Linked DNA regions of Mus musculus: all the other regions are linked to region 1. The links are chromatin loops, found by intact Hi-C in ENCODE. Cell type or tissue: left cerebral cortex. All regions are shown on one strand.

Region 1 (4,000 bases):
TCAGGATCCCAACCAACATGAAGGCTGTGCTGAGCTGTCCCAACCCAGTGGACACTGCCAGGAAGAGCCATTGAGTCCATTCTTAGTGCCTAAGTGTATTTCCTGGCTGATCTCCTCACTCCCATCTTGTTTCTTCCCTCCCTCTCTCGCTCCCTCTTTCCCTCCCTCCCTAGCTCCTCTCTCTCTGTCCCTCTCTCCTTCCTTCTCTCTCCCTCTCTCCACCCCTCTCTCCATCCCTCTCTCTCCTTCCTTCCCTCCCTCCTTCCCTTTCTCTCCATCCCTCTCTCCATCCCTCTCTCTCCTTCCCTCCCTCCCTCCCTCCTTCCCTCTCTCTCCATCCCTCCCTCCATCTCTCCCTCCGTCCTTCCCTCCCCCCTCTCCTCCTTTCTCCCTCAATCCCTCTATCCCTCCTCTCTCCCTCTACTTAATCTCCACCAAACACCAGAGACCTGAGGTTCCTTCCAAGTGTGCTCTCTGAAAGAGGCAGGTTTTGCCCAGTGACCTCTAGATAACCCTTCCTGCTGTCATTGTGGAGCCTCACAATCTCTCCCTCATAACACCTGTCATGCAGGGTATGACTGAAGCCCCCTGGCTTGTCTAAGCAGTATCCCTCACCCCCACCCCCCATGGCCTTGTGTCCTTCAAGCTGTTATCAGCCACCTACTTCCACACGGAGTGAAATGGACCAGTTTCCCTCGTAATAATTCTAAACAACAAAGGCCTCAAGTCTCTAACAGACATTCATGGGGGCATTGTCTAAAACAGAAACGAGGCTCAGTGTGTTGAAGGCCAAACCCTGTGATTTACCACCGGCTCTTAGAACTGCTGGTATCCAAGAGGGAAACCAGAGTACCAAGTTTAGCACATAGGTGCAGAGCTCTGAAGGAAATGTTTTGAGAATGATCTCTGATGTTTTGGCTGGCAACCACAGATTCCATCAGACAATGGGGATTTTTTTTGTTTCTGCACTGCTTAGACAAGCCAGTGGACATCAGTCACGCCCTGTGTGACAGGTGCTGTGAAGGCGAGATTGTGAACCTCCACAGGAGTGGCATCCCTCACGCACAGAAGGAGGGCGGAGGCTTGGCTGCTGGGAGCACCGTCTCTCTGTCTCTGTGGATGGAGCTGAGCTCTGTGGACAGTTGGACATCCGCCTGAGGCTGCACACGTCTGCGTCTGGACTCTGCCAGCTTCCCGCTGCGGAGAGCAGCTGCCCGGCTCCTGCTCTTAGATGTGGGTAGAATGTGAATCTGCCGAGCTCTGCTCTCACCGATTAAAAAAAGAAACCCAGGCTGCTTTTATGTCTGTTGGAGACAGCCTGCATTCTGAGAGCATGGGGCTTGGTGCTTACAGCCCAAGAAAGTGTCCTAGGCTGACTGCTGGCTTGCTGTCTATCATTTCAAGGCAGAGGGGGATCTTTGGAGACCGGGCTCCACAGAGCTGAGTACAAGAAAGCAAAGGGACGGGGCAAGTAAATAATTGAGTCCCGCGTTTCCCTGAGCCACAGCCACGGGAATCCCACTTCCACACTGAGATGTGCGTGGAGCTAGGAGCTGTGGTACTGTCCGTGTGTCTAGGAGGTGAAAGAAGCAAAGAGGGCAGAATGAGGCATGGCACTTTGTGAAGAATGGTGTCCTGGAGACACTGGGGTTTCTGCCTCTGTGTGAGCATCTGGCAGGGATAGAATACTCAGCCAGGTTGGGGTGGGGGGAGGCACTTCGCTCATCCCATGTGCCGTGAAGGCAGCCGAAGCTGGTAAATTCTGGGCTTCCCTTCTGTTTCCAGCTCCTGTCATCTCAGTGAAAGGAGTGGGTGGAGGTGGACCAGGGACACAGCAGTGGACATGTGGAGTGCATCTTCTCTTCTTTGGCCTCAGTGCGACTCATCCTGCAGCTCTGCATACTACAGGTGTGTGTTCGCAAGGTCAGCCAAGGACAGAAAACCATCTGGTTTAACGAGGCTGTGGCTGTAAGCAGTTTGGTACAGTGCCTGACATGCCTGCCGCACCCTGGGGAGAGGATGCTACTGTTGCCGCTGTCTTCTGCTCAGCTTGGGTTTGGTCAGCTGGCTCCATTGTTTAGGATCTTTCTGGAGACCAGAACTGGAACCCTTCTGCTTCTTGTACTATCTTGTGGCGGTCAGCGTATCTTGACTTATAGCTATCTATATCCCTCCAATTTCTGTCATCATGGTCCATCTGCAGAGGCCATTTCCCTTGGTTTCTAGGGACCTAGACCTGCAATGTTTGGAAGCCATAACATAAAGGAAGGTTTGTTATAGGGTAGAAATGGAACTTCCAAAATGGAGGCTTGAACTTGGGGTGACACCACAATCCATGAGTTGTGTGTACTCTGAGGATGGGATGGAGAATGGCCCCAGCTGTATGGACAGAGGTTCATTTCTTACTTGTGGGAGCCTCAGTTTATCATTGCTCCACAATGTGGGCATTCTGCTCATAATGCCTGGCTTGTTGAGGCCATGTATGTGAACACTTTGGTACAGTGGCTAGCAGAAACCCCCTGGGGAAGGCTGCTACTGTGGCTGCCCTTGGCTGAGCTGGGTTTTCCTCTGCCAAATTCCTCACTTTCATATCCCACATGGACCTGGTACTCAGTCTCAGATCTTCTGGAGTGAGATTTGCATTGAGAAAATGGGGAGTGGGAGGTAGGGCAGTGGCTCACCGAGTAAAACACTTTCTGTACAAACCTGAGGACCCACATTTAAATCTCCAGCATTTCCATAAAAAGCTGGCTATGATTATGCATGCCTGCAAACCTAATGCGGGGAGGTGGGGGGGAAAGGGGGCAGAGCCAGGAATATTCTTGGCATTGGCTGGTCAGTCACCTCGCTGAAGTGGTAAGCTTTCCATTTAGTGACACAGCCATCTCAAGTTGGAGAGTGAATGAGGAAGATGTCCAGTGTCCTTTTCTAGCCTCTGCACACTCACGTGCATGCATCCCCACCCCACAAATTCATGCACGAGCGCACGCGCGCACACACACACACAAACACATTAAAAGTAATGAGAAAGTAGAAGTATGAACAGCAAGCTTTGTGAATCTGCCCAGACATCATGCCTGACTGAGGAGGGAGCTGAAACCTGGGGGGCCAGGCATGTACAGAGAGGCTGTATATGAGTAGACCTGGCCAGGGGCTCTGTGCTACTGAGCCAGCCTCCATCCTGCTGAGTTCTCCTCTGTGGGGACTGGAACCTCAAAAAGCTGCTGTAATGCGCCTGCCTACAGAGCTTAGCTTTCTGCTCTCATCTTCCCATGGCAACTAGTGAAGGGGCCAGGAGAGCGATCTGCAGAGGCGTGGGCGGGTGTCTGCAGGAGAAAACCAAAGAGCAGCCTGGCTTCCAGCTCAGGGCTCCTCAGCCTGTCTCCGCTACCCGGCAGCTCCTGAAACACCACACATCCTGTCACTAGATCTGTCCTGCGTGGCAGAAGAGGAAACTGAGAGGAAAAGTCTGTGTCTAAAGCTACCGAGCTTATATGGCTGGGAGTAACCCCTAGAACTGTTAATGGGGTGGCCTCTTTGTAGGGAGCTCTGTTGGCTTGAGGTAGCTGAATCTGCATGCCTTGATTGGATTCACCAGGGGCCTTACAAGGCAAAACCAGTTGTTATTTGAGATCCATAGACATCTTTCACATGATAATTCTTGAGTATTTGGAGACAGACCCTGGGAGGTTCTGTAGGAGTAGGCGCAGCTTTAAGTGTAGCTGTAGGGGTAGGGCTAAGAATAAGAGTAAGTGTAAAGAAAATGGTAAGGATAAGTGTAAGGGTTAAGGTTAGGGTTAGATTAAGGGTAAACACAAGGGTAGTTTAGGGTTAGGTCTAGGCCATAACACAACAGAAGCACGTAAAAGTGGGGATACCATGGTACCCCTCTGTGTTGATGAAAACTGGAAGTTGGTGGCCAATAGCAAGGCCACCAGTGGTGGTTTGGGGGTCTCCCACTAAGCCGTTTACTACGAGACAAGCCAGAAAGATGGCAATG
Region 2 (4,000 bases), 270 kb before region 1:
GGGCAGGGGTGAAGTGTGGCAGTTGGGTATCTGTTTGGTCAGCTGCTAGGTCCATGAAGGCCTGACCTTGGCCATCTTTCTTCATCTAGTTTCATAAAGTATAAAATGTCTTCTTCAATGATTGACATTTTGAGGATCTCCAACTCTGTGGTTCCCATCTGGAGCAGAGAGGATACTGTTGGGTGAGGGTCTGATACTCAGTAGGTACCAAGGGACCCTGAGGCCTCTCCAGGGCATACAGACCCCTTCATCCACATCTGAGCCCCCCCGCCAAAGCCTTCCCAACACAGACACAAACACACACACCACACCAGCTTCCCTGGTCTCCTCACTATCACAGACAGATCTACAAGAGTGCCTCTGAATTCTGTCCCCAAGACCAGTGTCTCCTTGTCGGGAAAGCCTTTCCCCCACACAGCCCTGCCCAGAGCTTCTGATGTCCCATGCTGGGAAAGGGAGAGGAAGACAAGCCATGTACCGTATCTGTCATCTCTGGGACCAGAGCTTCTGCAGGTCAGGGCAGTAGCCATCCATCACAGAAAAGGGAGTGGTCAGGAAGAACCAAGAAGAGTCAGTCAATGGAGGGAGTCTTCTGGGCCAGGGCGTAAGAGAGGAAAGTAGGGCCAGCATGAATGAATCTGAACAAGACCTGGTGTGTGGGATTTTAGGCTGGCTCATCGGGTCTCTGCTGGGAGAGGGGTGGGCATGCCGCTTCTCAGGGCAGCAATATGGGTTCCATAACCCTTAGGTTTGGGTGTCTTTATCTACGTAAGAGGTTCATCTGTCAACCATGATGGCATTGCACTTAAGGGTTTCAGATGGAAGCTGGCATGAGGGCCTATGCTGAAGCTGCTGTGTACACCTTGCTCACAGATGCCCTCAGAGGCCTGAGCCTACCAGACTGAGGGACACTGGGCTCTGCTAGACTAAGTAAGAACAATGTGGATGCCTTTAGTGAGGCAGGCCTCAGTGGTACCTGATGGACTGTTGCTGAGGCTACTGAGGCTGGGAGGCAAACAGCAGGTTTGTGTCAACAGAGCCCTGAGGAGGGGGATTGGAGGTGGGGGAGGAGTATGAGAGTGGGACTGGGAGGAGAGGACAGAGTGGAAGCTGTGGTCAGGATGTAAAGTGAGTAAATAATGGATAAAAGAAGTTTAGGGTGGAGGAGAGGAGCGTGATTTGAAAGGTCAGCCAGACTCATTTGGCCAATACTGCATCATCCTTCATACACACAGGCAACAGGGTGGGAGGCACCTGGGAGCTGAGATACACACCCAGGCAGGGCCCTGTACCAGTGTGGACTTAAGATGGGCCACAGGAGCAACTGGGAAGCTTGGGTGTTCTGCTCTGGGTCAGGTTGCTAAAAGTTATCTTAAAGCACATTCAGATGTCGCCTGGACTAAGGGATATTGCTAGCAGCGTGGTGCCCGGCTTATAGGGTGCACAGGCAGAGGTACAGAGCTGGGTAGGAGAGTGGAGGAATAGTGAATCATTATCTGTGGTGTGCTTGCTGGTGGCACTGGTGGGGAAGGGGCAAGCCATCCCCTTCAGGGAAGTTTGAGAGGCTTATAAGATGCACAGGTGGGCTCCCTCTCCTAGGGATGTTTGAATAGTTGATGCCAGAGGCCCCCAGCCCTTCCTCAGTATATAGAAGTTGATGAGCTTCCCCAAGAGGAATGAACATCATCCTGGAGGAAGAGCAGATCCCGAATCTGTTTCTCAAAGAGCCTTCTCACTCAGTCCCCGAGGAAGTGCAGAGTGTGTAGGTGGGCGGCAATTTGCTGGTCTGGAGCCTGCCGCTCAGATAAGCTCAGAGATGCGTAGGAGGCGTCTCCTTGCTTGTGAAATGAAATCACAGTCCCCGTTCTGTTCACTTGGGTGTTTGCCTCCGCCGAAGGAGACAACAGCCTGTGACAGGCACACACGTGGCCAGGATGCACTTTGGCTCTTGGGTGACAACTGTGGGCGTGCCAGGCATGGTGAAACAGTCTGAGTGAGCTCCTTGACCATATAGCACCACGCTGCCTGCCCATCAGAGCCAACTACATGGCCAGCCTCAGTGCCCCCATAGGCAGGGCTGTCAGGATAGGCCTGCACTGATCTCCTAGACCTTAAGCATCTGATTCTGATTGTTGGCTTTTGTTGCAAAGAAAGCATCATGAGGTTACCATGGAAGGACATCCGTGTCTTAGTTCTCTCCTGAGCAGAGCCAGTCCTACAGCTCCAGCAGCAGCTCAGCAGAGGAGGCAGCACCCTGCCTCTATCCAGGTCACCAGCTCACACAGATTAACCACAGGCCATGCCATGCAGACCTGTGCCGCAGCTCATGGATCACTGTTGGAGTGCCTGTCGCCAAGCTGTGATTTAAAACCAGGTGTGGTCATAATTCTTAGTTCCTCCCGCTCATGCCTGGCAGTTCCTTGGTGCAGTGCCTCATCGCCTGCTGAGGAATGGCTTTTGTGGGGGCATTGCCCTTCGACACAAATGCCACGGAGGCCCACATTGGTCAGGGTTCCCCAAGGTCAGTGCAGACCACCCTCTGGTCCTGTGTAGTGCTGTGCAAAATAGCTGTGTGTGACCGAGCACGCATTTGTCAGGACACCCACCAACCCCCACCATGGTCTCAGAATTTAAGGGGCTGTACTTGCTGGGCTGGCTTGGTCGCTGCTTCGATGCAGAAAATAACTGAGCTACTCTTGAGGTCTGCAGCTATCAATAATTGTTAAAAGCCTTCCAGACCAATTACACAGAGAGCTGGAGCTACGAGCACTTGGGCAAATCACCCCACCTGCAGCTCACCTCTCTCATCTCTTCTTGCTGTGTGACAGTTGCACCTAGTGATCCATGCCCAGCTGTCATGGTAAGTGATGCTGTGGCACATGAGCTCACCCTTGGTGCTCTGCACTCCTGAGGTACCAGCAAGCACACAATGCCAGTCACTCAGCACTGTCCCAGTGCTGGTCAGGACAGCTGCATGGCCTTGAGGTACCCAGGTTATACTGTTGCCTTCAGCCCGTCTGACTGTGGAGTCCCCACTGCGTTCACCTGAATGGTCATTTCCTGATTCCTGTTGGTCTCAGGGTGTTCTCGGCAGCAGTCTTCTAGCCTTTACTGGTGAAGCTCCAGGGGTTTGAGGTCAGCTAAGGCACAGCAGCAGCAGCCAGCCTGCTCGACCCTAAGGCTCAGTGCTTTTCCATGTCTTGGCTGCTGGCCTTTCGGGGACTCAAGGGGCATAGGAGCAGGTTCTGAGTGGGGTGGATACTGCAGCATATGCATCAGGTATACTAGAGTAGATACGGGAGTATAGGTATTAGGGTAGCTGTTGGGGGGATGCACTGGGGTACATTAGGGTAGATTCTGGGGTAGATATTTAGGCAGGTACTGCGTATGGATAATAAAGTAGGTACTGAGATAGGTGTTGGGATATACTGCTTGCATTTTGTAGGGGCAGCAGCATGTGGGCAGTGCATCCTGGAGGCAAACCTGGCACTCTTAACAGGGAACTTCCTTTTTTGCTGTATTTTTGTAAAAAGCTGGAGCAGAGTAGGTACTGGGGTATAGATATTAGGGTGAGTACTAGTGTAAGTATTCAGGCAGTTACTAACATAGATAATAAAGTAGGTTCTGGGGTGGGTACTGAGGTATATTAGGGTAGGTACTGGGGTATAGATATTAGGGTGAGTACTAGTGTAAGTATTCAGGCAGTTACTAACATAGATAATAAAGTAGGTTCTGGGGTGGGTACTGAGGTATATTAGGGTAGGTACTGGGGTATAGATTTTAGGCTAGGTACTAAGGTAGATGCTGAGGTAGGTAGGCACTGGGAGTAGATACTAGCGTAGATACCGAGTAGGTGCTAGTGGGTAGTAGGATGAATAACAAGGTAGGTGCAGGAGCACACATTGCTAAAGTAGGTGCAAGAGTGGCCAAGCTTCAGAAAAGGATGCAACCAGCTGGCAGCTTTGGGGGCTGAAAACCAAAGCAGCCTGTGCCATCTGAG
Region 3 (4,000 bases), 170 kb before region 1:
TCTACCAAGTTGACAATCAGTATTAAACACCACTAGTTTACAGCATCTAGTTACAAAAGTAGGAAGGCTGAGTTAGCCAGGGATTAGATTCAAGAAAAGCATGGGGAAATTTATATTTTTAAAAAATGTGTTTAGTTGAAATAGAATTATACAGCTTCCCCTTTTCTTTTCCTCCCTCAAGTCTCTTCTAGATATCCTCCTCAAATCCCTCCCATGCCCTCCCACTCTCAAGATGATCGCCTCTTTCTCTCTGGTTATATTGTGTGTGTGTGTGTGTGTGTGTGTGTGTGTGTGTGTGTGTGTGCATATATACATCTGTGTACACACACACACGCACATTGATGCTTGTATGTATATGGTTTCAAGGCTGATCACTCTGTATTGAACAACCAATAAAAGCACTCATTGCTGGAAAGGCTAATTTTCATCCCAGCTGTCAAGAATTGCCCAATTGCCTACAGTTCTTTGCCTAGGGGTGGAACCCTGTGAAATTTTCTTCCTTTTACACTGATATGTCCATTAATACTGCTACTGATCCAGTCTTGTTTATATGGGTTTCTCCTCCTCCCTCTCCTCCTCTTCCTTCTCTTCCTCTCCTTTCCTCCTTTTCTCCTCCTCTGACCCACTGAATCCAGTGTGTGCTCCCTATATTCACATAGGTTTGAGGTCACCCACTGGAGAGTTGTGGACCTACCAGAAGATACACCCTTAAGGAAAACTGAGTCTGCCTTCCCAAGGAGCCATTAACTGCCAATAGCTCCATAGCTACAGGTGGGAGGTTGTGAGCTTGCAGACTGGCTTGTTCTTGTACAGGTCTTGTGCGGACAGCCACATGTGCTGTGAGTTCATGAGTCCTGTGGTATTTTTATGTCCAAAAAATACTGTTTCACCAGAGTCCTTTTTGATCTCTGGTTTTTAAGGTCTTTCTACTCCCTCTTCCTCCACAGTCCCTAAGTCTTAATTTGGTTTTGTTAATGTGTCTCCTATCTTTCTTTTAAATTTTGTTATGAAAAAATTTAAAATTTAAATGTACTTGAAGAGGCACAGACACCACAATTAACCAATCTAATCATTATCCTTACCTACAATTATCAATATGTTATCAGATTCTCCTATCTGCTTACCACTGTCAATAACGGACACCTGTTTCACCTGTAGATGCTTTTGTCTGTGTCTTTAAAACTAAAAGGTTTAAATGTGACTATGCTTCCATACCTAACAAGATTCATAGTGTATTGGCATTCTATCTACTCAGCTCTCATCTATCTATCTATCTATCTATCTATCTATCTATCTATCTATCCATCCATCTATCCTTTCCTTGGCTGTCCTTGGAGATTCCTGGAGATCATTCCACATGGGAGAGAACACACACTTGGCATGCTAGTGAGAGCTCATGAGAAGCAGGGTCCCAAGCCTGATGCCCATGAGCTGGCATTACTGTGCTGTGCTCACAAGGACTTCATTTAGATATGTTTATGGATTCTGGGTCCTTAAGTCATTATAGTGAGATAAAGTGCCTCTTGCCTGAAAGCAGAGAGGGCAAAGCAGGTGTTAAAATCTTTTCTAAGTTTGGGTATGGTGGTTCATGTCTATAATTCTAGCACTAGTAGGGCAAAGGCAGAGAGAGTGTGTTCAGAGCCTGCAGCCAGTCTGGGCTACATAGTGAGTTCCAACCCAGACTGGGCTGCAGAAAGATACCCTGTCTTGAAAACATTTCCAGCAATGGGGTCAATGGTTCTTTGACAAATAAAAGTCCTGAAGCCACAGCTTTTCAGCTCTGTGTGCACCTGTTTGCCTTGAGCTTGCCACTGTCAGCCAACATTTGAATTAGAGGCCTCAGCCTTCCATGTAAAGGCTCCATTTCAGTTTGAGGACTTTTGAGCAAGGCTCAGGGCCATCCTTTGTAATGTGTGCCAGTGTTTCCCAGCTCGAACTGAAGCATTACCATGGCAACAGAGAGCATGTGAAACCGACAGGTTCCAGAATGAACTGTTTGAGGCACACCAACGCAGAGCGCCGAGGGAGAGCTTTATTTTCTACATGATGGCACATCTGCTGTTAAGGAATGTTAACTCGGTATTTCTTTCTTCTCAAAAAGCATTGCTGGTGCAGGGCAGGGAGATGACCTGGAAGATGAGAAGAAAAAAGAAAACTACTCCAGTTCTTGGTGGGGTGTCCTGGCTGGACCTTGGTGGGTCCTGTCTGAGCTGGTGGCTCTGTGGCTCCCCCTGCAGGCAAGCCACTGTGCCCTTCTCTGATGGTGTTTGTAGAGTCTCTGTCCTGAGCTCTCTGTGGACAGGAGAGGAGACAGGAGGTGGGGTGGGTGGACAAAGGATAACATAGACTGGAATGCGGTGGCATAAGGGCTGTGCCACTGAGAACAGGAAGTACAATGGTCTGCCAGAGGCTGGGAGCAGCTCTTTACTGGAGATGAGAGCTGTGCTCAGGCTCAGGCAGAATTAAGGTGCAGGTGGGTGGGTGGGGGAGGGTGCAGTGAAGGGTGCAGAAGGTAAAGGGTAGGTGGAGGTGGGGAGGGTAGAGAGGTGGTGGAGGGGGCTGGGTTGGAGGTGGGTGGTGTGACTTGTAGGTCATGGTACAAGTGGGATAGAGAGTGTATGGAGATGTGTGAATGCACTGGTGAGGTGAAACCAGACGGGCTGAGGGAGGAGGTGAGTTGGGGTGGAACTGCGGTTAAACACATCAGGAATGCTTCAGCAAGCCAAAAAGCTTTTGCGCACAATGTATAGTGTGACTGGCTTTGCTGTCCAACACAGCACTGTGCACAGGCATGCTTGCTGTACAATACACAGCACCATGCACAGTCACTGTGTCCTCTACCATACAGTGTGGCAGGCTGTGCTGTACAATACACAGCACCAGGGGCAGGCAATGTCTCATTCACCATGCACTAGAGCTTGGCTACGGAGCGTGACTAGAGTGTTTCTAAGATGGAGAAACAGAATCAAATTCTTCAGGGTAGAAGCAGTAATTATATTGATGTTCATACATGCACGCGCATGCGCGCGCATACACACACACACACACACACGTACAACAGACTGAGGTTTCAGAGATACAGTACTAGACACCTTTGGGGTGGGCCCCTTGGTGCCTATGTGCACCATTGAGTTTAGAGTCCTGGGTCAAGGGCAGAGGCCCTGCTGCAGCATGACTGTCTATGAGAGGGCTCTAGCCAGCCAAGAACTTCTGTGTCTGACTGTCCTTGCTGCCTGTCTGTCCTGGTTCCTGTTCTCTCCTTGGTTTTATGGTGAGGGAGGTGTGTCTGCCTCCCTCTCTGAGTAAGTAAGGGCTTACTCTGCAGGGAGGTCCGACTCAGAGAACAGGGCAATGATGCCTCTTCCTGTGTAGGAAGTGGAACGGACCCAGACCCAGGCCAGCCCTTCCTCAGGCAGTTCCTCCTGTTTCTACCCACCTGCTACTAGGCATCTGTCCTTTGTTTCTTTGCCTCCTCTCTTTTCAAACAATGGTTTCTGTCTTGACCCCTCTCCTTCCTTTACCTATCAGCATCTTTTCTGCTTGCCTTCTCTTTCCTCTCTCTTCTGCACTCCATTAATCCTCCCTCCACACCCCACACAGCTTCAGGCTACACTTGGAGCGCATCTCTTTGAGGCCTTTTGCTGACATGTGCCACCCTGGTCATGCTATAGCCTCGGTTTCAGTTAAGATGTCACCAGCGCTCAGCCATTAACTGAGAAATTCAGGTGCTGAAATGGGTCCCTGTAGTAGGGACTGGTGCTTGCCAGGTAAGTATAAAATCTTGGGTTTGCTCTCTAGCCCCGTGTAAACAAGACATGGTGGCGCGAGCCTGGAAGAGGAGCAGAGAGAATCATATGTTCAAGGCCATTCTCCAGCTGCATAGTAAGTTGGAGGCCAGTTTAAGATCCATGAAAGCCCCTTTCAAGAAAGGAAAAAGAAATGAAGGCCTTTGCAGTATCGGAGTAGCCAATAGTCCATGCCATCCTGCTGTGTGTAGGTA
Region 4 (4,000 bases), 390 kb after region 1:
CTTTATTATTCCTGCAATGTTTTCTACCTGGTTTAATTTAATTTTTAACTCTTTAAATTTTTTTGGCTTTTATTAATTGTTATAAACTATCCCACTCTCTGATGATATCTGTTCACTTCCTTTACCAACTATCAAAAATAAATGTAAATAAAAGTTATTTTGCAGTATTAAAGATCTTTCAAAGTTTTCTATTTGTTACCATTATACATAGATTAAAAAATAATGGATTTAAAATTTGAATATTCATTTGCATTGTTTGTTCTATGTAGAAATGCAGCACATGTACCACGTTCAAAAAGGCAGTTATATCTGAGGAAATTATATTTGCTAATAAAATAATATTTTAAATGTCGTATGTCTAAGCCAGACATCCCATGTCAACCTGTAAGACAGTCTAATTCTATGGAGACCTGTTGTTTCAAAAATGCATATTATCTCTTCTAACACAGTTTACTTGCTATGCATTTCAGTGGCTAGATTTTAAATTACAAACAATAACGTAAGGTTTTAGTCACTCTTGTGCTTTAAAATAGATCCACTTTTTGGAACAAGAGGAAATAATGAGGCTCCCTCGGTAGGGACCTCTCTGCCCTGAACTTGAACTCAACTGCTTGCCCATTTTCTTCAAGGGCCATGTTTTCTAATCAATAACTAGTTTTTCAAATGCATCTAATATTTGACAATAAAGTCTGAAGAGTCCCCCAGAATACTGTTGAGGTCGCAAGTGAGTGGCGGTGAGGGAAGCTCAGGCTACCCTGCTCTCAGGAGGATCCCTCCATAGCTGAGCTCACTGCAGTATTCCTCCTTTCCCTGTCTTAAAGAATCTCTCTCTCTCTCTCTCTCTCTCTCTCTCTCTCTCTCTCTCTCTCTCTCTCTCTCTCTCTCTCTCTCTCTCTTCTTTTAAAATTTCGTAGCATCCCCTGACAAAAGTAATGGGAGGTGAACTTGAACAAAAACTTGCAAAACATTAACCTGTTTCTCACTAAGCTAAGTTCCAGCCCCACTGCAAAATACAATGTCTCAACTGACACCCTTCTATGTGTAGTCCAAACTAAAGACAGCTGATGCTGTGGACTTAAAGAATAAAGTACTGTATATGTGTTTTGTTCTGGTGTGTGTGTGTGTGTGTGTGCAGGGGTGATATCTAAATAACATATACAGCTAATATTTTTAACAAACATTTTAAGTTGGCATATCCCATATATGAATATATTGCCTAAAACAGTTATAATTTGCACAAGTAGAAACAACTGTACATTTTTCCATCAGTAGGCTATGTTTCAGTGCCATGTGACTCGGTCTGAAGGGTCTGAAGTATCTTTGTGCTCTCTTCCTTTCTCCTTCCCCCTCTCCCTGCCTCTCCTGGCCCCCTGGCCTCTCTAACTTTGCCCCTGTTTGTCTCTCTACCACTCTCTTCTGTCTCTGCCTCTTCCATATCTGCATTGTTCTAGCATACACAATGACTTTTCTGGGAACGTTTTCACAATGAAAGTGATTTGTTTTGTTTTTTGTTTTTGTTTTTTGTTTTTTTTAAGCTTTGATGGCCTAATGAGCCCTCAGGGTATCTGCAGAAGTAATCAGAGATGGCAGAGAAAATGTAATCCAGGTGTTAGAAAACTAGAGAGATTGTATAAGCGCTTATTGTATGAGAAGATACTGGCCAGCATTGCTGCCTCAGGCTGCTGGGTAGGAAGGAAATGTGAATGCTATAGCTCCGGATGAAAGAAAAAGCCCCCCGTGTGGGGATTACCAGGGTGGGGGGTAAAGAAGGGGAGGGAGGCATTCTGATGGCAGTGGACAAGGCATTGTCTATGGGAAGATGGAGGGACACTGGGTGTCCCCAGCAAGCCTCCTTGTGGAGAGCTGTGGTTTCTGTCAGGGCATTGGAGAGGGAGCAGGCAGTACCCTGTGTAGTAACCACGCGCCAGGCAGATGCTCTTCAGAGGAATTACCTCTGAGAGCAAGAAGAGGGTGTTCCTGGGACCTTGGGACTGCTGTCAGTCTCCCTCAGAAACCAGTCCGCACTGTGCCTATGGAGGCCCCCAGTGGCTGAGCTGTGGGCTCTGCTTCGCACTCCTGTGCACAGGGCTGACGGTGCGGGTCCTGATGGGAGGGGTGGAGGGAATGCAAACACGGAGGGATCTGTGACCACACGTGCCTGGGGCTCTCCATGGCAGTTGAGGAGCTGCGTGAGTGAGACAGACTGCTGAGGAGGACTTGCTGATGGCCACCAACTCATCTGCCGAGAGGTACCTCTTCCCTTTCCTTTAAAGGTGACATGTGGTTGCTTATTTGCCTGGCTGCCGCAGCTTCCAACTCCTCTGAGTGATCTCAGATGGTCTCTTAAGTAGTTCCCACAGCCATTTCTCCACCTGCCTGGCCACCGTCCACTCTTGTTTGGTTACACACTATGACAGGATGGCATGATTCAGGGTACAGAGGGCCAGCGATGGAACCCTCTCGGCTACAGCTGCCCCTCAGATGAACATGCCTATGGGCTGCTTGTCTGCAATCTCCCAGAGTTGTTCTCATCAGGAGTCTGGATAGTCAAAGCTAGCTTCCAGGACAGGGGAGGTACCTTGATGATTTAGTGTGCTCTACTAAGAGGCTGGTGAGGGAAGGGGACAACTACTACCACAGAAAAGCATTTGTTGCTTGCCCTAAGAGGCTATTTATAGAATCAGCACCTTGGGGTGGGGGGAACAAAACAAAACAAAAAACCCAAATAAACAAGCAAACAAACAAACAAACAAACAAAAACCCCAAATGGCACAGAAAGTCATATAGCTATGCCCTCTTTTGTGTTTCTGGCATCTTACTGGGTCTGCTCTTTTTTAAAATAAACTTTTTCTGTTTTCTCCTTTTCAAATGCTGGTATCATGAGCTAAAAGTTACTCAGAGAATAGTTCTGTCTCTTGTTTTAAAGGAAGATGAGAAAAGGAGCTTGTACCGGATGGGATACTGTAGTGTGGCTGAGAAGCCAGGGAGATGGTGGGAACCCTTCAGTTAACTCTCTGGTGCCCGCTCTCCAGTCTTAAGAGCTGCCAGGGGAGGTCCCAATGCCTTTTTGTTTTGTTATGATGTGTAGCTGTAGTTCCCGTGAAAACACCAAGGCTCTGCTGACTTTGCTGAGGTTTCTTAAGCCACTGTATGCATTTACCATAACGTCAACGATAGGGGAGATTTTCTGAGATACATCACCTAGCGGGTAGCAGCCAACAGTAAGCCTGCGTATTTACAGTTCTCATCTATTACATTAAATACAGCACTGCACATCACACACTCCGCTCTAGAGATTTAGAGGCCTGTGGGTACAGTGTAGGAAGCACACAGCACACATCCCAATCTTGCCTGACTACTGAAAGCCTAGTAAACAGGAAGGCTAGAAATTACTGGTTTTAACTCACAGCTGTTAGGTTGAGAAACATCTAGATCAGTGATGAAGTTAGGGATTGAGGAAATGGCTGCGTTTTGTATTGCTTAAAGGACAGCAGCCCGCCCGAGCAGGGTAAGTCAGCAGGATGCTCCCGGTGGGCCTCTGCGGCAGCGATGTGGTCTCTAAGGAAACCTGTGCCTGATGCTCGCAGCTTGGGCAGTGCTGGCGGCCCAGGGCCGTCTGTCTGCTGCCTGCTGATGGAGGCTGCGCCGCATCCACCAGGCAGGGCTCTGCACGCATGCCCGTCTTCCCCGGCGTTTAGTGGTGTCAACTTATTAATTTCCATCTTCGACTTCAGGCCTGTTAGTTTCCTGTCTGAAAGCATTATTACTTTTGTCCATGTGGCAAAATAATTAGCATACAGATGAGAAGTGGCCCCGTGTCTGCGCGCCGATAGAGAGAAGATGTGCGGTTCGAAGTTGATTGGATGAATGGAGAACAAATGGTGGGCGTTCAAAAGCATTAGAAGAGTTTTGTAGTCGCGGAGCAGGCTGGAGAATTTTCTGGGTGAGTCCCTAAGATGGAAGGCAGGGGTGGCTGCCGTGGGAACAATTGCTTGTCAGA
Region 5 (4,000 bases), 200 kb after region 1:
TTGGTCAGGTCTCAGTCTTCTTTGCAACTTGGTTTATCTAAAGGTCTTTTTCAGTTCAGCTTTTCTGGAACTCATTTACAGCTCTGTTCCTATAGCATACTCTGGCAGGAAAGGGCCTAGTAAATTTGGTCTGTTTCAGGGACTTCCTGAAGCTATTATGAGTTGTTTATCTTTCTGCTTAAGGAGCTCCCATACAGGATAGAATGTTTCGATCTTGGAGGTATTCTCTAGTACAAGAAGGAGAAGGTGGCTAAGGTACACAGTCTCTCTGACTGAGGGTAGTGATGACACAGGGCCAGTAGGCTGCCCACCCAAGAAGCACATTCCTAAAGACAGCAGCCATTTTACACTGGGACCAAGTAGGCAGGACTCAGCCCCAACAACATCTAGGGTTCTTCACAAAATAAAGGAGCCCTGCTGTCACTGCCCTGGCTCAGGCTTTAGACTCCAGCCTGCATTCCCAGATCAGTGAACCCACCTCTATTCTGCCAGTGACAGTCACCATCCCCAAGACTTCCGGTACTGCTCTGTCCTGTGAGGAAGTTGGGTTCTGACAGAAAATGCGTGCTCGTGATGCTATGACAGATGGAAAATGCCACTGTCTTATTCAACTTTCCACTACTGTGGTAAAATGCCTGAGTAGATTAAAGGAGGAAAGATTTTCTTCCCACCCATGGTTTCATAGAGTATAGTTCAGGGTTCTTTGGCCCCATTACTGTGGGTTTGTGCAGAGGTATCAGGGTAGGGAGGATGGGCAGAGCACAGCTGCTCACACACACACACACACACACACACACACACACACACACACACACACACACAGAGAGAGAGAGAGAGAGAGAGAGAGAGAGAGAGAGAGAGAGAGAGAGAGAGAGAGAAGAAATTTAAGTCTCCAACAACCTAATTTCTCCCTACCAGGCCTTCCTTTCTAAAGGTTCTAACATCCCCTAATAGTGCCAGTAGCTTTGGAGTAAGTATTTACACATGGTAAGGCAGAGATACTTCAGATGCAAAGTGCATAGCATTTTTCCTCCTCCTCCTCTTACTTTTCTCTCTCTTTCTCCCTCTCCACTCCCTCCCCCTTTCTCTTGCTCCCCCCTCACTCACTCACTCTCCTTTGTTCTCTCTCTCTCCCTTGCTTTCCCAGTTTTAACATGTGTAGACTCACCTGGAGTCTGGTTACACAGACAGACTTCTGGTCCCCGCCCACATAAGTGCTGGGATCTAAGGGGTGCTGGGTTTGTAAATAAACACAGTGGGCTATTTGGAGAATCCTAAGAAGCAGTGAAGGTGAGGCTGATTCTGAATGGGCTCAGTGCTGCTGCCATGCTGTCCTGCCCTCCCCGAGGGAGGCTCGGTAGGCTCAGGAGGACAAGGTCAAGGCCAGGCGTCGCCAGCACTGAGCAGAGCTGTGCTTCCAGGCTGAGTGACCTTGAACAGTGACTTAAACATCTTCACCGTCATTTCATCCATAAGACCTTCACAACTTTCCTCTCTTAGGACTATGCAGATGGACAGACCCGTGCCAGACACACAGCTCCTTCATTGTGCTTTTAAAAGACAAATACCCAGATGGGGACATGACTTGGAAGATAAAGTTCTTGCCTTGCAAGAATAAGGACCTGAATTTCAACCTCAAAACCCATATAAAAAAAAGCCAGGCATGATGGTATGTGCTTGCAAGCCCAGCTCCGGGCCAATAAGCTACTCAGCAAAACAAAACATAACAAAACCAAAATAAAACAAAACACCCACAAACAAAACAAAACAAATACACACACCAAACAAGAAGTATGAGGAAGAGGAGGAGGAGGAACAGGAGCAACAAGGAGAGTGTCTAGAGAGAAGGCTCAGCCAGTTAAAGAGCATTTGCTATTCTTCCAGAATATGGAGTTCTGTTCCCAGCATTCAAACTGGGTGATTCACAACTATTTCCAGCTCCAAGGGATCCAGTGCTCACTCCTGCCTTCTACAGGTACCCACACTGTGTGGCAGACACTTTTACAGAGATCCCTTACATACATGGGTAAAAATAAGCTTTTAAAGCAGTAAGCATTCTGAGAACCAAACCTAAGGTTATATTCTGACCTAATATGAATGCATATGTGCCCACACATAAAAATGTAGCCACACAGAGACCACACACACACACACACACACACACACACACACACACACACACACACACCCCACAGTGGGATTTTTGAAGGATTAACAGCCTATCCACCATGACAGGAGCAGACTGAAGGAAGGGTGGTTATATGCCAATATGCCCTGGTGGGGTGAGAGGGGAGCAGGGCAGAGAGTACAGGAAACAGGGCAGAGCCTTGCACTGAGCCTCCATCTTTTTTTCTGACCAAGGCACAAGTTAGCCAATGGACAAAGAGCTCAGCTCGCTTCTCCAGGAAGCAGAGAGGCTTCTGCAGATGCCCAGGAGGTGGAGCAGGCTTCAGATGAAAGGAAGAGGCAGGAAGGGCAGAGAGAGCTTTCAAGGCTCTGATGGGCTTGTTTAACTGGGGCCTGGAAGGAAAAGGCTAGGACTCCTTGTGCTCTCCTCCAGCCCCAGGAGGACACTGGTATCGAAGGTGGCGGAGAGGGAGGATGGGGAGGACAGGAAGCCAGTGTGGGGTGAGAATCAGGTCCCTGCCATGGGTGCTGTCACTAGCTGACCAGAAGAGGAGGTTCACCTTAAATTTGGCAAGGGATAGAGCCTTCACCATGCCTTCCCCCTATACCCTCACCTCACTGCCCCACCACAGCTGCCTGGCAGGGTGCACTTCCAATGCCTCTGCACTAAAAACAGAGAGGTCATATTTCTGTGATATATAGTGTGGGGATTGCAGGTCCTTGATCTGGGGGCTGTACTGGGGAGAGGGATGGATGTTGGAACTGATGCCAAGGATAACTCCAGCATGAGAAATTGGGAGAAAGAACCATGTGTGTCTCATCCTTGGAACAAGCTTTATACTCGAGATGGAGGCGGGCCAACCGGAGTTACATTTAAAAATGCACAAGGATATTTCCATGTGGGAGAAGCAAAGAATGTTCAGCTCCTGGCCCTGAACACCCTTCTCAGCCTGAGGACCCTCGATGTTTTCTGCACTGCTCACTTAATGGGGGTGATGGCATTTCAAGGCCAATGCTGCACATAAAACCTGCCAGGCGCTGCTGTCAAGCAGGATGCAGATGCAAGGAGAATTCCCATTCAGAACACAGCTGTGTATGGATCAGCGGCCAGGGTGGCTCGCTTCCCATGGCGTCGGGCTGTTTACAGCACCGACAGTGCGGGCTCTCGGCTTTGTATCTTTTGAACAATTACAAGAAGGAAATATGGAGAAGGGCTGTCACTTGGAAAAGTAAATGCTAAGTAGATGCTGGGAGATGCTGCCTCTGTGTTTCCCTGTGGGCTAAAATCATCCATTAATTTTCAGAACTACCAGCAACTCTGAGTGTTTCCCCTAGGGACACACACAAACTGTGATTTGTGGGAGGCAAGTCCCATTCATCCCTGGGGTGATGCTGGTCTCTGTGAGTCACTGTGCCTCATTTAGAGGGTTTTTTTTTTCTTAATGTCTGTGCATAATGTGATATGTGTGCAAGTGTGTTGTGGGTGTGTGTATACATATGAAAGCCAGTGGTTTGTCTCAGGTGTATTTTTTTTTAATGGCACTCCATATTATATGTTAACACAAGATCTCTCACTTGAACTCAGAGGCTACTGCTTAGGATAATGTAGCTAGCCTCGTAGAGCATTCAGCATTTATGTAGGCCCTGGGGAGCTACACTATACTTCTCAGGCACAGCCAGCACGTTACCCACTGAACCATCTTCTCAGGCACCCAGTTAGTATTCAATTGTCAATACTTCTTTTGGAGATACTTTTTCTTTTAAGCCTGGACCATTCTTATCAAGCTTATTTCAAATTTTATAATAGCCTGTGAATTTACTTTGCTGATGTGAACACATTTATTATACACAACACATGGCCATTCAATGGCCA
Region 6 (4,000 bases), 440 kb before region 1:
TGGGGGCAGCAGGCTAGTGCTAGACCCCTCCCACCAATGGTGGTAGGACTGAGGACTCTGAATTCTGTGTGACATACATCCTCTTGTTACCACAGGGCTCTGGACCTAGCATCTGGCCCAAAGGCTGCTTTTTGCTCCCACTTCCTAAGCAGAAGCCAGAGATCCCTGTATTTGGTCCCTCCCTCTTTTCTGGCAGAGCTGTTGTAAGGACTCGTAGTTCTGCACCATTTCATCCTTCAAACACATAAGCCACACTTTGAAAGTGTCTCACTTTTCTGTGCTCAATATTGAGGCAAAATACCTGCATTGAAATGACCCACCAATCAAGTTTACTATGACAGTGAGGGCATATGGATGTCACTGTGACCTATAATGACATGTAGTTACTGCTGCTCTATAGAGGCAGGTGTCCAGAGGCACTGAAGGCGCTGTGGCCTTGGCGTCTGTATCCTGCAGATTGAGCTTTGTCTTCAGTGCTTCAGCTCTGTGCACCTTCCTAGCAGCAGCCTCACACCACTCCTGCCTGCAGCCCCTCCTTGAGGCTAAGTCTCTCTACCACCCACCTAGTATCCACTTCCCACTTTTGGTCCACAGTACAAAAAGGTATGAGAGTTGGGTTCAGTGAGAGGGTTCAAAGGTCAGCTCCTCCTCCAGCCTCTGTAGCGTGCAGCCGAGCAAACACTGTGGCAAGAGCCGTGCCAAGCACTTGTTTCCTCTCAGTTACAGCTCATGGTGACCAGTCCAAGGCTGGCACTGCTCATTTCCTCCTAACCATAAGATTCTGGGAGGTATTTCACTTCTCTACTCTAAACTTTAAGTTTCCTCTAAACTGGGACTACAGCGACTGAGCTTGCTAATTGGGAGGTTATAGAGACAGACGACAAGGAAAATTCCAGTTTGGCAGGGGTAAAAAAAAAAGAAGACTCTCCAGTCTGGTACCTTCAAGTGCAGCTCGTTAAAACTAATTTTATTCAAGGCCTGATGCTCACAAGGAGCCAGACCACACATGCCTTGATTTCCTCTCCTACCACGTTTGCTGCCTGTCACTGCGGCCCCGCCCAAGGCCAGCCGGCCTTATTTCTCATTGTGCCAGCAGGTGCACGTGGATGTGTGTGTGTGTGCATGCACCATGAGGTGTCAGGGGAGAAGGCAGCCTTTGGGCAGTCAGGGTCATGGCTGAGGGGACACGGACACGCCACCCTGTGCGACTTGAGGGCCTGCTCTCAGGCTGACCAGGGTCTAGCCCATGGCCCCTAAGGTCCATCCTGGTCTCCTCCTCCAACCTGGTACGTACCCTTACGTTTTATTTCACCGAGCAGAGGGCAGGCTGTGCCGAGTCACAGTACTGCATCTGATCACAGGCCATCGTGACCTAGGCTCCACCCTGCTCATGATGCTTCTGATGGACAGCTCATGGAGGGCCAGGGTGCATGGCATGGAGGGTCAGTATGCCTCAGGAGTAAGCCCTGCTAGGATCTTAGATTTTTTTGATTGGCATTGCTGCCTTTCAAACTTGCCCTAGGGTCAAGGGTACATGCTACTGAGAATGGCCCAACAGAAAAGAAACAGGCTATAAATATACCCATTATATATAACTTTTTTGAGACTGAGTCTTACGGTATAGCTCTGTACAGCCTGTAACTAACTATAGAGACTCAGTTGGTCTTGAACTCTCAAGAGATCCATCTGTTTCTGTCTCCCATGTTGGTGTTAAAGGTATGTACCACCAGGTTCAGTTTTGATAGGATTTTACAGTTCTCCTAGGAGGCAGGGTGGATCCACAGGTTTGGGACTGATCCGAAAAAGCAGCAGCAGAGAAGGGGTTGTCAGGCAGGTGCTATCGGCATCAGTGTCAGCATGTGTCAACAAGCCTGGGGGCGGTTAGAGGGAGTGTTCAGGGCTGTCACTGACGGCCACCTAGTTGGCTGTTAGTCAATGAAATCACTCATTCTGGGAACCTGGAGGCCAGCTGACAACAGCTTCTTGTAGTGTGTCCGCTCTACTCTTCTGACTACACTGACCTGCCCTTGAATAGAAATACAAACACTCATATGTGGGCAAAAGCATTCTTGCCTGACTTGCACCTAAAAACTGCATTGGCTGAGAGACTGCTAAATTGTATTAATGGCTGTTCTGTTGCCAACAAAGGCTTTATGTAGTGTTTTCCAAGCAAAGAGGAGGCACCCTGTGTGTGGCAGGCTCTTCCCCACAAAAGAGAAGCCACAATAGTCAATGCTGTGTGGGAGGTATAAGGACGTGAAGCTGAAAACTGTCCAGGTATCTTATGGCTACTGTGAAACCTCAGGATATCACATTTATGAACGAAGGGCTTTGTCTTGCAAGCGGGTGTTCCTGGAAATATATAGTGGGACTCTCAGAACTAGAACATATGAGCAAATTTCTTATCATTAAAAGGCTGATTAATTAGGTCATTGTTAGCTGGCACACAGGCCCCAGCTATGCAGCCCAGCTACTGTGGCAATACTTGTCGTGTCCACTAGATGGCAGCAGACTGCATGTGCTCACATCCACTTTCCTTACAGCATTTCTTTAACTCATGAAAATCAAGATTAAATCAAACTTTTAATTTAAATTACATCCATGGAGAAAGTATTTTTGAGACATGATAATCCGTCCCGTTCAGAACCTTGGGTGACAGGATGTCACAGGCAGACGTTTGGTGCCTGTGCCTACATTGCTGGCGGTGTCACTACTGCAGTAAAACAAAGGAAAGCGTTTTTTGTTACACTATTTTCTAACAGAGTCTCTCAGAAAGGCAAGCTGAGTGCACTGCAGCTGAGCAGCGACTTCCTCCCTGAGCATCTTCAGCCTGTGGCTGGGCACCACCAGTGCTGCAAGCCTAAGAAGGCAACCAAGGCTCAGAGACTTCAGGAGACTGGAGGCTCCCGGTGCCTTCTCAGGCTGCTACAGGCCACAGCAGTGAGGAGAGGCAGGCCTCACAGGGGGCGGTGGGACAGAAGGAAGCAGGCCCCTCCTTGGCTGAGGGCTGCAGCCCATGGGGAGGTGGGGGAGGCTCTGCAATGATGTCACCAGGGAGGTGGATGTGGGAAGATACCAGGAACAAAGTGGCCCTGTGGCAACAGACCATGTGCAAATATCTCACACAGAACTTCTAAAAGCTGTAATGTGTTCAAGAGTCGGAAAGAGCTGTGAGGACAGCTGGAGAGGTTTTAGGAAACCCATTCTTCTGTGTCAAGGTCACCTACTACAAGAGCCTGTCTACACCCAATGTCACACGTCACCTGTCTGCAGAGGTGCAGAGGAAACACACTGTCCTATGGCTGGGCTGTGGTCACAGACTTTCCTGCCAGGTCCAAGGAGCTGGCCACGTGGAGGGCTGCCAGTCGCTCTAAAGCGAGGAGCACGCTCTTCCCCTTGGTAACCTGCCCGCTGGCGGCCGCTCAGTCAGAGCAGGACGACCTTGGCTGAGGATGAGCTGATGAGCCGTCTCACCACAGCTCGGAAGGTGTTAACAGCGCTGCTCTGGGCGTCTGCTGCTGACAGATTCCGTGGCGGCTTCAGTGCCTGCCTGCAGCTGGCAGCAAGGCCGCCAGCTCTGTGGCAGGCCACCCGTGCCCAGGGCGGGAGGCAAGCCAGGCATGGGATGTATTTGAAATGAGAGAGAAGCTGAAAACCCGCTGGCAGGGCCCACGTGGAGAATGGACTGGAAATTCAGTGACTGACAGCCCGGCAGAGCTCCCCGAGTCACACTGGCTCCTCAGGTGCACAGCTCGGGGTGAGGTCCTCACAAGAGGGTCTGGTGGGAAAGACTGCCTTCAGATGTCAAATCCATCAATCATTAAAAAATGACCCTCACAGTAAAACAATCAGAACAAAGGTGAGATTTTCTGGATGGAGTTCAGAGGAAAACGCCCATTTTCGGGCGGAGTGAGCAGTTTTAATTAGACTGTTTAGACCTAGGCCCGTGCAATTAAATTCAGCAATATAAACTGTTTTCTGTGGAAATTTTACAACGACA
Region 7 (4,000 bases), 140 kb after region 1:
TTTCTACTGCTTATCATGAACAAAAGCAACTTTTCATCCTACAACTTGTAGTCCACCATCTAGGGGATGCAGGGAAGGAACTCAGGGCAGACACTGATGCATAGACCATGGAAGAGTGCTTGCTCACTTATAACTTGCTCACCATTTCTTACACCACCAATGACCACCTGACCAAGGGTGTCACCACCTATGGCGAGCTGGATCTAACCATCAACCATCAATCAAGAAAAGGCACCACACACTTACCTGTAGGCCAGTCTTGTTAGGAGCATTTTCTCAATTCAGATTCCCTCTTCCAAAATGGCTATAGCTTGTGTCGAGTTGGCAAAAAACTAGCCAACACAGACTTGGCATCTGTATTCCTACTTCCCTACCACAAACCTATCTCAGCTGTCCTGTGTCTTTCTCTTATGTTACATTCACTAAGTTCCAGAATTTTCTTGAGTGTGCCCTGGGTCAGCACAGGTGGAAGGGTACCCTCTGTGTCCTGAGTTGGGATAACACTGCAGGGCTTAGGGCTGTTGGCAAGGAGGGGCATGCACACAGGCTGTGAGGACTGACAATTCAGCATGGTGGATGGGAGAAAATGCAGCTGCCTTTGTGGGGACTATCTGCCCCAAACAATAATTTCCATAGAAACCAGGAATGTGAGTGGGTACTAAACCCCAGAACATGAAGCATCTTTTACTCCTAGATATCCCAAAAGAAACCTGATCCCATCCTAGATGGCTTTAATGGAGCCCTTTCTATGGCCCTGTGTCTTCAGCTTCTGCCTTCACAGGTAGGAATCAGAAAGGAGAATAGTGAAACAAGAATTCCTTGTTTAGCCAGCCCTGGGTGAGCATGCTGTACTGGCTGGGTTTATGTGCCAACTTGACACAAGCTGGAGTTATCACAGAGAAATGCCTCCATGAGATCCAGCTGTAAGGCATTTTCTCAACTAGTGATCAAGTGGGGAGGGCCCAGTCCATTGTGGGTGGTGCCATCCCTAGGCTGGTAGTCCTGGGTTCTGTAAGAAAGCAAGCTGAGCAAGCCAGGGGAAGCAAGTCGGGAAGCAGCATTCCTCCATGGTCTCTGCATCAGTTCCTGCCTCCAGGTTCCTGCCCTGTGTGAGTTCCTGTCCTGACTTTCTTTGGTGATGAGCCGCAGTGTGGAAGTGTAAGCTGAAAAAACCCTTTCCTCCCCAACTTGCTTCTTGGTCATGAAGTTTTGTGCAGGAATAGAAACCCTGACTAAGACACATGTCCAACAGCTAGCCAGGCTGGGACTGCCAGCAATACCACCATGTTTCCCTTCTTAGGGTGTGCAGTGAAGGCTACTGGCATAATCAGAAGCAAGAATGGTGCTGCATGGTGCAGGGAGCATATGAGTGAGCGTTTGCAAGTGTCACACCTATGAAAATGCAGCATGCTGGGAAACAGCGCAGTACAACTGGCATGAAAGGTTTCTACTAGGGTGGAAGGGCTCCTGGGTGCTGATGGGTTTCCTTGGCAGGTGAGTCACATCCTTCAAACTGTTCCTATAATCCCCTTTCTTCTCACTCCAACCCCCACACTCCCTTTCTCAAATGACCCTTAATGCCATGGCCCACTTCAGTTCATCTTCCCATCTCTGGATCTGCAATGCAATCACACCTGCAAAGTCTCCTTTGCCACTGACAGACACATTCAAAGCACACAGGGCTGAGAACCAGGGCATCATTGGGAGCTGTTATTCTGCTCCAGGGATGAATACAGGTGGGATTCTCATGCCACCCCAAGTTTAGAGAGTGAGGTGCCTGTTTGTGCAGTCTCTTGTTCTCTCCCCAAGCTATTGCGGATTTCACAGAAACAGAACAATGGCTGTCACATGCTGTTGAGGGAGCACAGCATCCTCTCTTCAAGATCAGAGGAATGTAGCAGGGACGCACTGTGGGTACCTCCTGCACACTGTGACATCAAGGTCGCTGTGATCCAGGGACATTGTGGTGACAGTGACATGCTCAAGGTCGCTGAGCCCAGTGTGAGGCTAGGAGGAAAGCCCCCTCCTTCCTGGGGAGCAACGCTCATGAAAGGCGTGCATTTTGCTCTTAGATTTTAAAGCTCCCTTTACCTGCTGTGACACGTAGTCATGGGCCAGGAAGAGCTCTGTGTTTCTAGCCGTTTCCACGCTGTGACATCGGGACGTGCCCACCTTGCTAATTGGGGAGGATTAAATGGAGCGGGCGATCACAGAGCCGGCAGCAGCACTCTATTCTAGAGCAGGAGCTGACAGCAGCCTTCCTCTTCCTGCAGGCATGGCCCCTCGGAGCCTGCCTCCCTCACAAAGGCAAGAGGCCACACTGCTGAGGAATGGTGTCTTCCCACCTGCAGATTTCTGCTTCTCCCAGCCCGGAATAGTTCAAGTAGGCTGTGACCTCGGCAAGCACCCTTGAGAGAGTCTCGAGGCGCCTTGAGAAATTGCACAAGAGGCGCTCTGCATCTGGGCTGGATCTATTATTCATGCAAGCATGTTTCAGCTAGCTGGGTAATTTAGAGTCTCTAGGAGAGTGCTCTCTGCAGCAGCCATAAACCACATTCCCAGTGCTCCAGGGGAAAATTACCTTTCCATTGCTCCAGCTAGGGGTCATATCAGAGACTTCACCCAGGGAAGTGAGGGCTGAGGAGGGGCTGAGACAGTCCAAGGCTCAAGGGCTCTCCAGAGCCTACACTTGGGACATCTCCACCTGTCACTTCCCAGATGACCCCTGGAGCTTCAGCTCTCTCACTGCGAAATGAATGCTGACTGCAGATGCCTGGCAGCCAGGCTTGTGCAGGCAGAACCCAGCCCCCACCCCTCTATTCTGAGCTGCAACTGATCTGCAGCCTCTGGCGTTAGCTCCATAGGGGTCATGGATGCCTGTCTTCCTGACTAGGAACCCAGGAGGCTGGAGGTGCACTGTGCTAGGCACACAGAAGTAGGCACCCACTGTATGCATATCTCATCTCCATAAAGCTGCAGTCTTTGTTGTCTTCAGAAACTACACTAAATACAGATACACAAATTTTCCCCCCAGCCCCCAGAAAGCAGAGCACGGACATCAGCACACAGCACTCACACATACTGAGGAGGAGGGATGCATGCACGCACAGAGGAGAGCAACAACATCCGTTTTCAGACACTAGACACATGACGAGAACCCGAGGCCAGGGCTGGCTACAGACATTATTTTTAGCCGTAAGATTGTGGCACATGTGGTGTGAATGCTTCCCCCTCTCCACTGCAGAGACACTCTCAGTTCATCCCACAGAGCCTGGCTGTCCTACAGGGCAGCATCTCAGCCACCCCACCCAGCAGACACGCTGGGCAGGAGCCTGGGTTCCCTGGGTCTGTGGCAGTCCCTGCTTTCCACCGGTGCACTGCTGGCATGACTTGGGTTCCCCAGGGCGTTCCTCATTCAGTAGGCCTGGCTGCTTGCGTTTTATCTCATTCCTCCAAGCCTGGATGTGACACTTCCTCAGGCTCTCCTGTGCTCATGGTTGTCGGCTGGTGACAAGGGCATCTGTGCGGATGCAGACCCCGAGGTGAGAGGAAAGATGGCGGTGAGCTGAACACCTGCAGTCCCAAAGGGCCAGCGCTGCCACCTTAGGTGTCAAATGGAGTTGGGGATGCCAGTCAGAGGCTGACATGGAGTTGGGCTCTCGCTGAGTTCCTGCCAGCTTCATGGCCCCCCAAATCATAGTCCTGTCACTGTGGGGATGGTGATGTTCCCCGGGGGAGGGGGACAGAGTGACAACCCAAATCTCATCCTTTAATTTCTTGGGGCCTTTGTTTTCTCTATCTCCTGTCTATAAAAAGTAAGTAAATAACCCATCTGGTCAGACAATTTTGTGAATGTACTAAACGCTACCAAATTGTTCACCTTGAAAGAGTGGATTTCATCTCAATAAAGGAAAAGATGTGTGGCTTAGTGGGTAGAGTACCTGGCTAGCATGCTGAAAGCCCGGGGTTCAGTTCTCAGCACTGTACAGACTGGACATGG

What was found. Hi-C counts contacts between places; a loop is a spot of excess contacts. Peaks named below come from ENCODE experiments on the same cell type or tissue, not always from the same donor. Only the 100,000 strongest peaks of a DNase experiment are listed, where the experiment ranks them.
Region 2: it touches region 1 in a loop (6-fold over the local background); 3 of 42 quality-filtered maps call a loop at or near these places.
Region 3: a loop joins it to region 1, with 5 times the contacts of the local background. A loop is called at or near these places in 3 of 42 quality-filtered maps.
Region 4: a loop joins it to region 1, with 7 times the contacts of the local background. A loop is called at or near these places in 6 of 42 quality-filtered maps.
Region 5: it touches region 1 in a loop (2.7-fold over the local background); 2 of 42 quality-filtered maps call a loop at or near these places.
Region 6: it touches region 1 in a loop (13-fold over the local background); 6 of 42 quality-filtered maps call a loop at or near these places.
Region 7: it touches region 1 in a loop (2.8-fold over the local background); 4 of 42 quality-filtered maps call a loop at or near these places.

What each region holds. Positions count from the first base shown.
Region 1 is chr12:29,140,172-29,144,171 of GRCm38, forward strand. It overlaps Gm31333 (predicted gene, 31333), which reads left to right and starts at 1,758. Exons shown (of 4, transcript NR_154987.1): 1 at 1,758-1,908. In left cerebral cortex, a CTCF peak has its summit at 2,019; DNase peaks (open chromatin) are centred at 1,203, 1,856, 2,850 and 3,308; H3K4me3 peaks cover 321 bases; H3K27ac peaks cover 3,783 bases.
Region 2 is chr12:28,870,650-28,874,649 of GRCm38, forward strand. No RefSeq gene overlaps it. Among named protein-coding and RNA genes, the nearest start is that of Gm31508, 38 kb to the right of the region's middle. In left cerebral cortex, no CTCF peak of the experiment used is centred here; a DNase peak (open chromatin) is centred at 1,815; H3K27ac peaks cover 3,132 bases.
Region 3 is chr12:28,972,715-28,976,714 of GRCm38, forward strand. All of the region lies in intron 1 of Gm31508 (predicted gene, 31508), which reads left to right. Among named protein-coding and RNA genes, the nearest start is that of Gm31508, 64 kb to the left of the region's middle. In left cerebral cortex, a CTCF peak has its summit at 2,226 (motif pointing left); DNase peaks (open chromatin) are centred at 1,969 and 2,751; H3K27ac peaks cover 2,913 bases.
Region 4 is chr12:29,531,287-29,535,286 of GRCm38, forward strand. The region is part of intron 1 of Myt1l (myelin transcription factor 1-like); the gene reads left to right. Among named protein-coding and RNA genes, the nearest start is that of Gm20208, 2.2 kb to the left of the region's middle. In left cerebral cortex, CTCF peaks have their summits at 1,866 and 3,201; DNase peaks (open chromatin) are centred at 2,123, 3,242 and 3,760; H3K4me3 peaks cover 3,883 bases; H3K27ac peaks cover 3,795 bases.
Region 5 is chr12:29,340,370-29,344,369 of GRCm38, forward strand. No RefSeq gene overlaps it. Among named protein-coding and RNA genes, the nearest start is that of Gm31650, 97 kb to the right of the region's middle. In left cerebral cortex, CTCF peaks have their summits at 1,953 and 3,464; DNase peaks (open chromatin) are centred at 1,933, 2,985 and 3,387; H3K27ac peaks cover 252 bases.
Region 6 is chr12:28,697,359-28,701,358 of GRCm38, forward strand. The region is part of intron 8 of Trappc12 (trafficking protein particle complex 12); the gene reads right to left. Among named protein-coding and RNA genes, the nearest start is that of Mir6937, 20 kb to the left of the region's middle. In left cerebral cortex, a CTCF peak has its summit at 2,488 (motif pointing right); DNase peaks (open chromatin) are centred at 1,028, 2,502, 2,815, 3,008 and 1 more place; H3K27ac peaks cover 3,741 bases.
Region 7 is chr12:29,277,873-29,281,872 of GRCm38, forward strand. Gm31569 (a long non-coding RNA gene) reads left to right here. Exons shown (of 4, transcript XR_381400.2): 4 at 1-846. Among named protein-coding and RNA genes, the nearest start is that of Gm31569, 74 kb to the left of the region's middle. In left cerebral cortex, no CTCF peak of the experiment used is centred here; DNase peaks (open chromatin) are centred at 2,418 and 3,166; H3K27ac peaks cover 2,156 bases.